Linked DNA regions of Homo sapiens: region 2 is linked to region 1. Evidence: read pairs that join two places in POLR2A ChIA-PET (ENCODE). Cell type or tissue: OCI-LY7. All regions are shown on one strand. Links, peaks and the distances in the headings refer to the core of each region. The heading gives the core; the rest is flanking DNA.

Region 1 (3,360 bases), core at 156-2,655:
CGATGGTTTCTTCTTTTGATAACAGTGGCATGAAGCGCTCCCCCTCAGAGGCCTGACGTAGGAGTGCTTCTGGGTGAGGCAGGCATCCTGGGTGTCAGGGGAGGGTTGATGGCAAGACACAGCAGCAGCCCTGAGGGATGGAGGGGGTGGTGGGAATGGGGGCTTTCATAAGGTAGGTTCCAGCTTCCCAGGAACCCGGTTTGTCCGTGTCTGGCAGTGAATCTGTGGGTGCAGATGCCCATCAGCACCCATCAAGGAGCTTCCTTGTGGGTTCCTAATGAGCTTGAGGTAGGTCCAGAAGGCCCCACCCTTGTGCATGGCCGGCATCTGAGTGTGGCAACCTTGAACATTTGGTTACCCTACCCACTACTGATGGTGGCCAGGGTCAGTCCTGGAGTTCCCCCAGTCAGATAAGATTCTCCTTCCCCAATAAAGAACAGGACCAGGAAGCAAGAAGCAGGCTCAGGAGAGGGTGGGAGTGTTATAGGGCTCCTTGTCTCCCCAGTGAGCTGCTGTCCTTTAAATCCACATTGGGGATGAAGGTCCCTCAGGTGTCAATACTGGATGTCCCTCCACCCAATGCCAGTTTGTACCCCCAGAAAGAGGGCCCCTGTGGGTTCTGCTTGAGCTCCCCAAGGGCCCATCAGAGTCTGTCCCTCCACCTTGCTGCTGTGCCCCCTCTGGAAGTGCTGTCCTGTGAGAGGGCACATTCCCCAGGCGTGGCTTTTACTATCACTGGACGAGGCCAGAATTCTTTCTGGCTGTGACCTGTGGTAGAGCTTGACATCTCCTCTTCAGAAGCCAGGGCTTCCAGCCCATAGAGCTGGGCTGGGTCAAGGGACTATAGGGAAGGGGCTCCAGGCACCAGGGCAAAAACCCACAAACAGAGAAGGTCCTTTCAAGTGTCTACCTGGGCCGGCATGCAGGCCGGGCAACCTTGGCTTGTTCATCTCCCTTTGCTGCCAGCAGCCTCCATATGGCAGACATTCTTCTCCTGGGGGGCTGACAGCCATGGAGGGTGGGGAGCAGGCCTCAGCAGGGCGGGTTCCCAAAAGACAGCCCAGAGAGCAGGGTCAGATAGTGGGGGGTGGGTTCAGCTCCACTGTCCAGGTGAGGAAACTGAGGCTGAAGAGAGATCAAGTAGCATCCCCAGCGAAATCTGGCCAGGAACAGATGGCAAAGATTTGCTGTTTACCCCGTCCCAGGCTGCCCCGCACCCACATAGCCACTTCCCAGTACTCTGCTTTGTCCCCATTCTCAGGTTCTGAAGTCATCCTGTTTTACACCTGTCACCCCTACTGGAACAGGGACCTTGCCTCCCTGACAGCCACACATCTCTGGCACCCAGGAGGCCCTCAATCAGTATTTGTGCAATCAGTGAGACCCTGGGATTCAAGCCCGAGGTGTGTCTGCAGAGCATTGGAAATGCAGCCCTGAGTCCGTCCCCAAGGTTGCCTGATAGAGCAGGCCTGGGGACCGGCAGGGGAAGCGGATGCCTACCGTGACTCTCGGGAAGACTGGTGGGACTATCACTAAGCTTATTTGCCTGTCCAATCTTGGGGATCCTGAGCTCCCTACTGGGCAAGCTCATAGGGGTTCGGCTCCGCTTACGGGTCTCTGGCTCTACCTCCCAGTTCCGGCTCCGACTCAGCCCAGCCTGGGCGGGGCCGTTGGCCGTTGGGAGCCACGCCCCCCGCTGCGTCACTGCCACCTGGTCCCGCCCCTGTCTCCATGACCGCTGGACCAGATGTCAGCAGCTGCTCCAGAGCCTGGTGCATATATATCTTCTATATACTTGCTAGTATCTGTCCCCTTTCCCCCCAGACCTCCTCCTGTGCAACACGGAATGATGAAAATCTAGAAACAGGAATCTCACTCCCGGCCTAGCCAGGACTCAGGTTTTGTGAAGGGGTATGAGGCGGGAGGAAAAGCAAACCCCACCAAACCAACACCTAGTCTAGAGCCTGATCAAAGTGCCACTCAAAGCACGATTCCTCCCTTTACTTTCCTATAACCCGAGAATTCTTCCTGAAAAAGGTGGCCCCTGAGAACCATCTAGAAGCATCACGGGGTGGAGGGGCAAGGGCCCTGAGAGCTGCTCTTGCCATCCCTTGTCCCAGTTTTCTTGAAGCCGAGTTCCAGAGAAGAGGCGGGGCCCGTGGGGCGTTTGGATTACACTCCCAGTCCAATTCACAGTCCAGCAATCCTGCCCTCAGAGGCTCCCTTCATCTGTCCACTTGGCAAAGGAAGGGGCGGGTCAGCCCACGCCCCCTGTCTGGCTGCAGACGACAACCATCAGAAGGGTGTCTGTGTAGCCGGGGCCCCAGAACCATGTCTGCGTGGAAAGGGCCCAAGAACCTGGAGCCCTTTCGGTTCAAGAAGAGCGTGAGGGACCCAGCCCCCTTCTGAAACCTATACCGCATTCTGGCCTGTGCCCTAGAAGGTTGTGAAGGCCTCTAAGTGGGTCCTCCTGCTTCCCCATCTTCTAAGGCCCAGGCCTTTTTCAGAGCCTCCGTGGGTCCCACCCCTGCACCCATCACATGGTGTCTGGTCCCCCCTGCCTGCCTGGCTCACACCCCCCGCCTTCACCTACTGCCCTATTTTTATCCCTGGGACACCCCACTGGGCACTGCTCTTCCCTATCTTAAAAGACTTTCGGCCGGGCGCGGTGGCTCACGCCTGTAATCCCAGCACTTTGGGAGGCCGAGGCAGGCGGATCACAAGGTCAGGAGATCGAGACCATCCTGGCTAACACGGTGAAACCCCGTCTCTACTAAAAATACAAAAAAATTAGCTGGGCGTGGTGGCGGGCTCCTGTAGTCCCAGCTACTCCGGAGGCTGAGGCGGAGCTTGCAGCGAGCCGAGATCGCGCCACTGCACTCCATCCTGGGCAACAGAGCGAGACTCGTCTAAAAAAAAAAAAAAACTTTCACAGGCCTTGATCATCCCTTTTGTCAATCTAGTTAATGTCACCTCCTCAGAGAAGCCCTCCCTGAGCACCCCATCTGCAGTAGGTCACCCCCATCTTCCACCATCACTTTTCCTGGTGTTTCCGTCATAGCCCCCACCTCTATGGGGAGTTTTCTGCACTGATAGACTAGACTCCCTCCCCCACTCAGTGGCCAGCGTGTCTGTCTTCTCTGTCCCTGCACACAGCAAATGCTCAATGTTCACTTGTTGGCATGAATGAAACAGGAAGGCCCCTGAGGTGCTAGGACTGGGAGCCCTTCACCCCAGGTGAGGAAGGAGCCTTAGGGGGAGAGGACCCGAGTTAGTGCCCCCTCCCCACCCTGAGGGTCAGCCCGGGGCAGGGCTGGTCACTGCGCCTTGAGGAGCCTCTCCCCTATGCCCTTGATGGGT
Region 2 (7,541 bases), core at 2,876-5,375, 120 kb after region 1:
TGGTGGTGTGCGCCTGTAATCCCAGTTACTCAGGAGGCTGAGGTGGGAGGACAGCTTGAGCCTAGGAGGTCAGCACAAGCCTCAGCAACATAATGAGACCCGTCTTTATTTTTTTTTTTTAATTTTTCTATTTTTTTAGTTAGCTTTTTTTTTTTTTTTTTTGAGACAGAGCCTTGCTCTGCTGCCAGGCTGGAGTGCTGTGGCACAATTGCGGCTCACTGCAACCTCCGCCTCCCGGGTTCAAGTGATTCTCCTGCCTCAGCCTTCCAAGTAGCTGGGACTACAGGCACACGCCGCCACGCCCGGCCAATTTTTTGTATTTTTAGTAGAGACGGGGTTTCACTGTATTAGCCAGGATGGTCTTGATCTCCTGACCTCGTGATCTGCCTGCCTCAGCCTCCCAAAGTGCTGGGATTACAGGTGTAAGCCACCGCGCCCGGCAGCTCTTTTTTTCTTTTTATGTCCAGCCAACTCATCATAATTTTTTTAATTATAATTTTTTTAATCTACCTTTTTTTTTGAGACAGAGTTCGAGACCAACCTGGGCAATGTGGCAAGACCCCTATCTCCACTAAAAATACAAAAATTAACTGGGCATGGTGGCATGCACCTGTAGTCCCAGCTACTCAGGATGCTGAAGTAGGATTGCTCAAGCAATTCGCCTAGGAGGTGGAAGCTGCAGTGAGCTGGGATTGCACCACTGCACTCCATCCCGGGCAACAGAGTGCGACCTTGTCTTAAAAAAAAAAAATCTTGAGTGGAAAATGAGCTAAATTTTAAATTTTCCTCTAAGCCATTCATAGGCACCTTCAAGGGAACCTCTTCATGCCTGTATACTTTGAAATGTTTTTTACCCTATAATTTGGTTTAATTCACTTATTTACTGAAAAGCTGAAAAGTAAGAGGTTTGAACCCATGAGCTATTAGGCATAGATTGCAAGTCCCTTGATAATAAAGCAGTTTTCAGTCTGTCTTTAAAAATTAAGCTTGGGCCGGGCGCTGTGGCTCACGCCTGTAATCCCAGCACTTTGGGAGGCCAAGGCGGGCGGATCACGAGGTCAAGAGATCGAGACCATCCTGGCCAACATGGTTAAAGTGGATTTCAGAAGCAGGAAAAAATAGGGAGCTTATTGTCTGGCTGATCGTTACAGAAGTACCCAGTTCTGTCATTCCACTCTTGCTACTCAGACCTTTAACTACCCATGTTTATTTCACCAAGCTAAAGAAGTATACTACAGGTTGATGATCCCCACTCCGAAAATCTGAAATGCTTCAAAATCTAAAACTTTTTGAGCACTGACATGGCACTCAAAGGAAATGCTCATTGGAGCATTTTGTATTTCGGATTAGGGATGCTCAATGAGTACGTATATAAGGTTGTTCCAAAAGTATTTCAGATTTCCAAATGCTGAAAAAATCCCAAATCCAAAACACCTCTGGTCCCAAGCATTTCAGATAATACTCAGCCCGTACTATAAGCCACACTAAGTAGAGTACAGGCCAGGCGTGGTGACTCACACCTATAGTCCTAGCACTTTGGGAGGCTGAGGCAGGAGAATTGCTTGAGCCCAGGAATTTGAGACCAGCCTGGGCAACATAGTGCGACCCCCCTCTATAAAAGCAGTTTTTAAATTAGGAGGGTGTGGTGGCACAAGCCTATAGTCCCAGCTACTGGGAAGGCTGAAGTAGGAGGATCGCTTGAGCCCAGAAGGTCGAGGCTGCAGTGAGCTATGATCATGCCACTGCATTCCAGCCTTGGTGACAGAGTGAGACACCATCTCAAAAACATGGTGTGGGGGCTGGGTGCTGAGGCTTATGCCTCCCAGCACTTTGGGAGGCCGTGGCGGATGGATCACTTGAGGCCAGAAGTTCAACACCAGCCTGGCCAACAGCAAAACCCTGTCTCTACAATAAAAAGAAAAATAGAAAAAATAAACAAATAAACATGGTGGTGGGGACAGGAAGCCTGTTGTTCATCTCTAGGCTCTTTCCCAGTATTTATACTCAGATTCATGCTGTTGCCTGCAAAAAAGGTTGGCCCCCAGTTGCCTCTGGATAATATGATTTAGAAAATTTGCTCTGGCAGTTTGCAGACAATTGCTGCCGTAAATAATTGTTCAAAACTTCATGGCTGGGTGCAGTGGCTCACACCTGTAATCCCAGCATTTTGGGAGGCCAAGGTGGGCAGATCGCTTGAGGTCAGGAGTTCGAGACCAGCCTGGTCAATATGGTGAAACCCCATCTCTACTAAAAATGAAAAAAAAAAAAAAATTAGCCAGGCTTGATGATGTGTGCCTGTAATCCCAGCTACTCGGGAGGCTGAGGCATAAGAATCGCTCGAACCTTGGAGGTGGAATTTGCAGCAAGTTGAGGTCATGCCACTGCACTCCAGCCTGGGCAAGAGAGCTGGATTCTGTCTCAAAACAATAATAACAGCAACAACAACAACTAACATCTAAAGGCCATATGACTGTCAACTAGATTATACAATAAGAAAGGCTGATTTAGAGTTCTCAGGTTTTGTTGTTGTTGTTGTTTGTTTTTTGTGTTTTTTTTTTTGAGACAGGGTCTTTCTTTGTTACCCAGGCTGGAGTGCAGTGGCGCAATCTTGGTTCACTGCAACCTCTGTCTCCCAGGTTCAAGCGATTCTCATGCCTCAGCCTCCTGAAGAGCTGAGATTACAGGTATGCACCACCAGGCCCAGCTAATTTTTGTATTTTTAGTAGAGACAGGGTTTCACCAGGTTGGCCAGGCTGGGGTTTCTTTATTTAATTTTTCTTTATTTATTTGTTTTTTTTGTTTTTAGAGACAGGGTCTCACTATGCTGCTTAGGCTGGTCTCAAACTCCTGGGCTCAAGCAATCTTCCCGCCTTGGCCTCCCAAAGTGTTGGGCTTACAGGCATGAGCCACTGTGCCCGGCTGGTTTATTTTCTAATGAAAAGTTACCCTGGAGGATCACTGGAGGCCAGGAGTTTAAGACCAGCCTGGGCACCATAGTGAGACACCGTATCTGCTAAAAAAAAAAAAAAAAAAAAAAAAAAAAAAAGTAAAGTCACCCTGTGCACTAAATTGGCAAAAGATTAGGACTAGCAAGAATTAAAACTCACAGAACATTAGGGTGAGAAAGAATCTTAGAGATAATCTAGTCTGCCCCTGCCATTCTAGGAATATAGAAGCAAACCCAGACAGGTTGAGTGACAGACATGTCCATCCTGGTGGCAAAGCCAAAACTAAAACCTTATTCCCAGGTCAGTGCAGAGCCACTCAGAGTCTCATAAATAAGTTTTGTGTTTTCTGTACCATACCGGCCCTCTATTAGCCTCTCCCTGGATCTCACTGATACCTTGAGAGTGCAAAAAAGCAATTGTTCGTTACATTTATCTAAGTGGTGGTATCCATTGGCATCAACATTTGCATTTAGGACAAAGTTATCTTTGGCTCCTTTGAGCTTGCTACGACTATCAAGCGTGAAGTTTGTATTGTGCCTCAGCTGCATTTTCCAACCATAACAGTTTTTAAAAAAATAATTTTATTGGATAGGTGTGGTGGCTTATGCGTGTAATCCCATTACTCTGGGAGGCTGAGATGGGAAGATTGCTTGAGCCCAGGAGTTTTGAGGACAAACTGGGCAACCCAGAGAGACCGCCACCACAAAAAATAAACACAATTAGGCGGGTGTGGTGGTGCATGCCTGTAGTCCCAGTTACTCATGGGGCTGAGGTGGGAGGATCACCTAGGCCCAGGAGGTCATGGCTGTAGTGAGCCAAGATCACACCACTGAACTTCAGCCTGGGTGACAGAGCAAGACCCTGTCTCAATAAATGAATAAATGAAATGAAATGTTTCAATTCAATAAATGATAAATGCTTCAGTGTGGCTTTCACAAACATTTTGCCTAAGAAGTTGTTTATTAGCATTAAATACATTGTATGTCTATTATGTGTGAGGCACTGGAGATAAAATGAGAAACAGACAGTTTCTACTCTTAAGGAGCTTATAGTATAGTCATTTATTCACTGTATGTTCTCAAAGCAAAAGACACTAGAATGACATTTGCAGAAAAACCTCAGGAAAACACAACATACACAAAGGAGCAATGTGGTATCAACTTCACTGCATGATAAAGATACCATAGGCCAAAATTGTATTGTACATGGAAATGATGTTTGGGTTTTTGTTGCTGTTGTTATTTTTGTTTGTTTACCATTGTAAAAGTAATATATCACCACATATACATTATGGACATACACATGCATTTGAAAAGCATTAACAATTGGCCTGAATAAATATATAAAGAACTATTAAAACTCAGCAGTAAGAAAACAGCTAAATAAATGGACGAAATATTTGAACTGACACCTTGAAGACAAAAAACAGGCTGAGCCCGGTGGCTCACACCTGTAATCCAAGCACTTTGGGAAGCCAAGGCGGGTGGATCACCTGAGTTCAGAAGTTCGACATCAGCCTGGCCAACATGGCTAAACTCCGTCTCTACTAAAAATATAAAACTAGGCCAGTTGTGGTGGTGCACATCTATAGTCCCAGCTACTCAGGAGGCTGAGGCAGGAAAATCACTTGAACCTGGGAGGCGGAGGTTGCGCCACTACTCTCCAGCCTGGGCGACAGAGTGAGAGTCTGTCTCAAAAAAAAAAAAAAAAAAAAAAAAAAAAACAAGAATGGCAAACAAAATACAACAGAGTTTTTCATAGTTCATAAGCATGATGAGTGGGTTTTCATGTTCATGTGTGAGGTGTGCCTCCCTCAAACCTTGTTATGATGTCAACACATTGCCCATCTGATGTGAGAAGAAGTAAAAAAACAGTGAAAAGGCAGTTTACAGAATGGGAGAAAACATTTGCAAATCATACATCCAATAAGGAGTTAATATTCAAAATATATAAGGACCTCAATAGCAAGGAAACGATTTTAAAATGGGCAAAGGACCTAAGTAGACATTTCTCAACAGAAGACATTAAATGGCCAAAAGATAAGTGTTGGTGAGGACGTGGAGAAAACAGAACCCTCCCAGGTTCTTGGTGGGAATGTATATTAGTACAGCCATTATGGCAAACAGTTTGGAGGTTCCTGGAAAAACTAAAAATGGAATTACCATGTGATCCAACAATCTCACTTCTGGGTATATATACATAGGAAATGAAAATCAGTATTTTGAAGAGATATCTGCACTCCCATGTTCATTGCAGCACTATTCACAATAGCCACACTATGGAATCAAGTGTCCATTGCCAGACGAATGGATAAAGAAAATGTGCGCTGGGTGCGGTGGCTCATGCCTGTAATCCCAGCACATTGGGAGGCCAAGACGGGCAGATCACTTGAGATCAGGAATTTGAGACCAGCCTGGCCAACATGGCAAAACCCCATCTCTACTAAAAATACAAAATTAGCCGGGCGCAGTGGTGGGCGCCTGTAATCCCAGTTACTCTGGAGGCTGAGGCAGGAGAATCGCCTAAACCCGGGAGGCGGAGGTTGTGGTGAGCCGAGATCGCACCATTGCACTCCAGCCTGGGCAACAAGAGCGAAACTCCGTCTCAATCAATTAATCGATCAATAAAATACGTTGAACTCACAAAAGCAGGCAGTACAATGGTGGTTGCCAGGGCCAGGGGAGTTGAGATGAAACAGGGAGATATTGGTCAAAGGGTACGAGTCACCCTTTTGGTTGGGAGGAATATATTCTGGACATCTGTTATACAGCATGATGACTATAGTTAATAAATAATGTATATTTGAAAATTGTTAAGAGTGTAGTTTTTTTTTTTTTTCTAAGACGGGGTCTTGCTCTGTCACCCAGGCTGGAGTGCAGTGGTGCGATCTCGACTCACTGCAACCTCTGCCTCCTGGGTGACAGAGCAGGAGCACTGTCATCTTGGACAAACACCACCACTTTAAGTTCCAGCTCCCTTTCTAGCCTCATACATTTCAAGGAAATCACTTCTCTTCTAACCACAAGCAGCCAGAAAGAGCAGACAGTAAAACACAGATAAGACAGCTTGGGCACAGAGGGAAGTAGGGGGAAAGTCTACTTTCCCCCTACTTGGGTAACTGGGTAACTGCCAAACTTCACCCTCATACAATGTGCCCCAGTAAAACAGTGGGCCTTAATAGGCACATTTCTTTCCCTCAGGTGCACTAAGATAGGGAAGCTAAAAGCAGACTCAGGGGACATGCCTGCAGCTGCAGAAAGATGTACGGGAACAGACAACTCTCCCGCCCAGGTAAGCACAACGAAGAGACACAGAAGCAGTCGAAGCCTCTGATAAACTCTCCCACCCTGAATCCTTAAAAACTCTGTAAGATTGTGCAGCTTCTGACCTAACTTGGTCAGAAATCCCTCCCAGGTTTGAAATAAACCTGTTGACTGTCAACCCACCCTTCATGTTTCTCTCCTTTAATTCTGACACTGGGTTCAAGCGATTCTCCTGCCTCAGCCCCCCGCGTAGCTGGGACTACAAGCACCCACCACCATGCCTGGCTAATTTTTGTATTTTTAGTAGAGACAGGGTTTCACCATGTTGGCCAAGCTGGTCTCGAACTCCAGACCTCAGATGATCTGCCTACCTTGGCCTCCCAAAGTGCTGGGCTTACAGGCATGAGCCACCGTGCCCAGCCAAAAGAGTAGATCTTAAATGTTCTCACCACAAAAAAACTGAAGTAATAAATACATTAGCTTTATTTTTTAAATTTTTAATTATTTTACAAAATAGAGATAGGGTCTCACTGTGTTGCCCAGGCTGGTCCTGAACTCTGGGCTCAAGCAATCCTCCCACCTGGGTCTCCCAAAGTGCTGGGATTAACAGACGTGAGCCACTGCACTTGGCCAGCTTGATTATTTTTTAATGGCAAACAAGCTCATGAAAAGATGCTCAACATTGTTAGTCACTAGAGAAGTGTGTCCAGAATTGGTGGGTTCTTGGTCTCACTGACTTCAAGAATGAAGCTGCAGACCCTTGCGGTGAGTGTTACAGTTCTCAAAGGTGGCGTGTCCAGAGTTTGTTCCTTCTGATGTTCGGATGTGTTCAGAGTTTGTTCCTTCTGGTGGCTGCGTGGTCTTGCTGGCTCAGGAGTGAAGCTGCAGACCACCGCGAGTATTACAGCTTTTAAAGCACTGCATCTAGAGTTTTTGGTTCCTCCAAGTGGGTTCGTGGTCTTGCTGGCTTCAGCAGACCTTCACGGTGAGCGTTACAGCTCACAAAGGCAATGCGGACCCAAAGAGTAAGCAATAACAATATTTACCGCAACGACTAAAAGAACAAACCTCTCACGACATACAAATGGACCCAACCGGGTTGCCACTGCTAGCTCTGGCAGCCTGCTTTTATTCTCTTACCTGGCCCCACCCACATCCTGCTGATTGGTCCATTTTACAGAGAGCCCATTGGTCCATTTTACAGAGAGCTGATTGGTCCGTTTTGACAGGGTGCTGATTGGTGTGTTTACAATCCCTGAGCTAAACACAAAGGTTCTCCAAGTCCCCACCAGAGTAGCTAGATACAGAGTGTCGATTGGTGCATTCACAA

Evidence for each region. Peaks named below come from ENCODE experiments on the same cell type or tissue, not always from the same donor. Only the 100,000 strongest peaks of a DNase experiment are listed, where the experiment ranks them.
Region 2: POLR2A ChIA-PET joins it to region 1 with 5 read pairs; 7 of 35 experiments call an interaction of 5 or more read pairs at or near these places.

Annotation. Positions count from the first base shown.
Region 1 is chr3:10,007,494-10,010,853 of GRCh38, forward strand. It overlaps a transcript of EMC3 not described here. Among named protein-coding and RNA genes, the nearest start is that of FANCD2, 17 kb to the right of the region's middle. RefSeq lists a silencer at 1,568-1,777. In OCI-LY7, for the core only: no CTCF peak of the experiment used is centred there; a DNase peak (open chromatin) is centred at 1,698; H3K4me3 peaks cover 861 bases.
Region 2 is chr3:10,128,688-10,136,228 of GRCh38, forward strand. LOC124906357 (small nucleolar RNA U13) reads left to right here and starts at 4,698; the gene lies at 4,698-4,801. In OCI-LY7, for the core only: no CTCF peak of the experiment used is centred there; no DNase peak of the experiment used is centred there.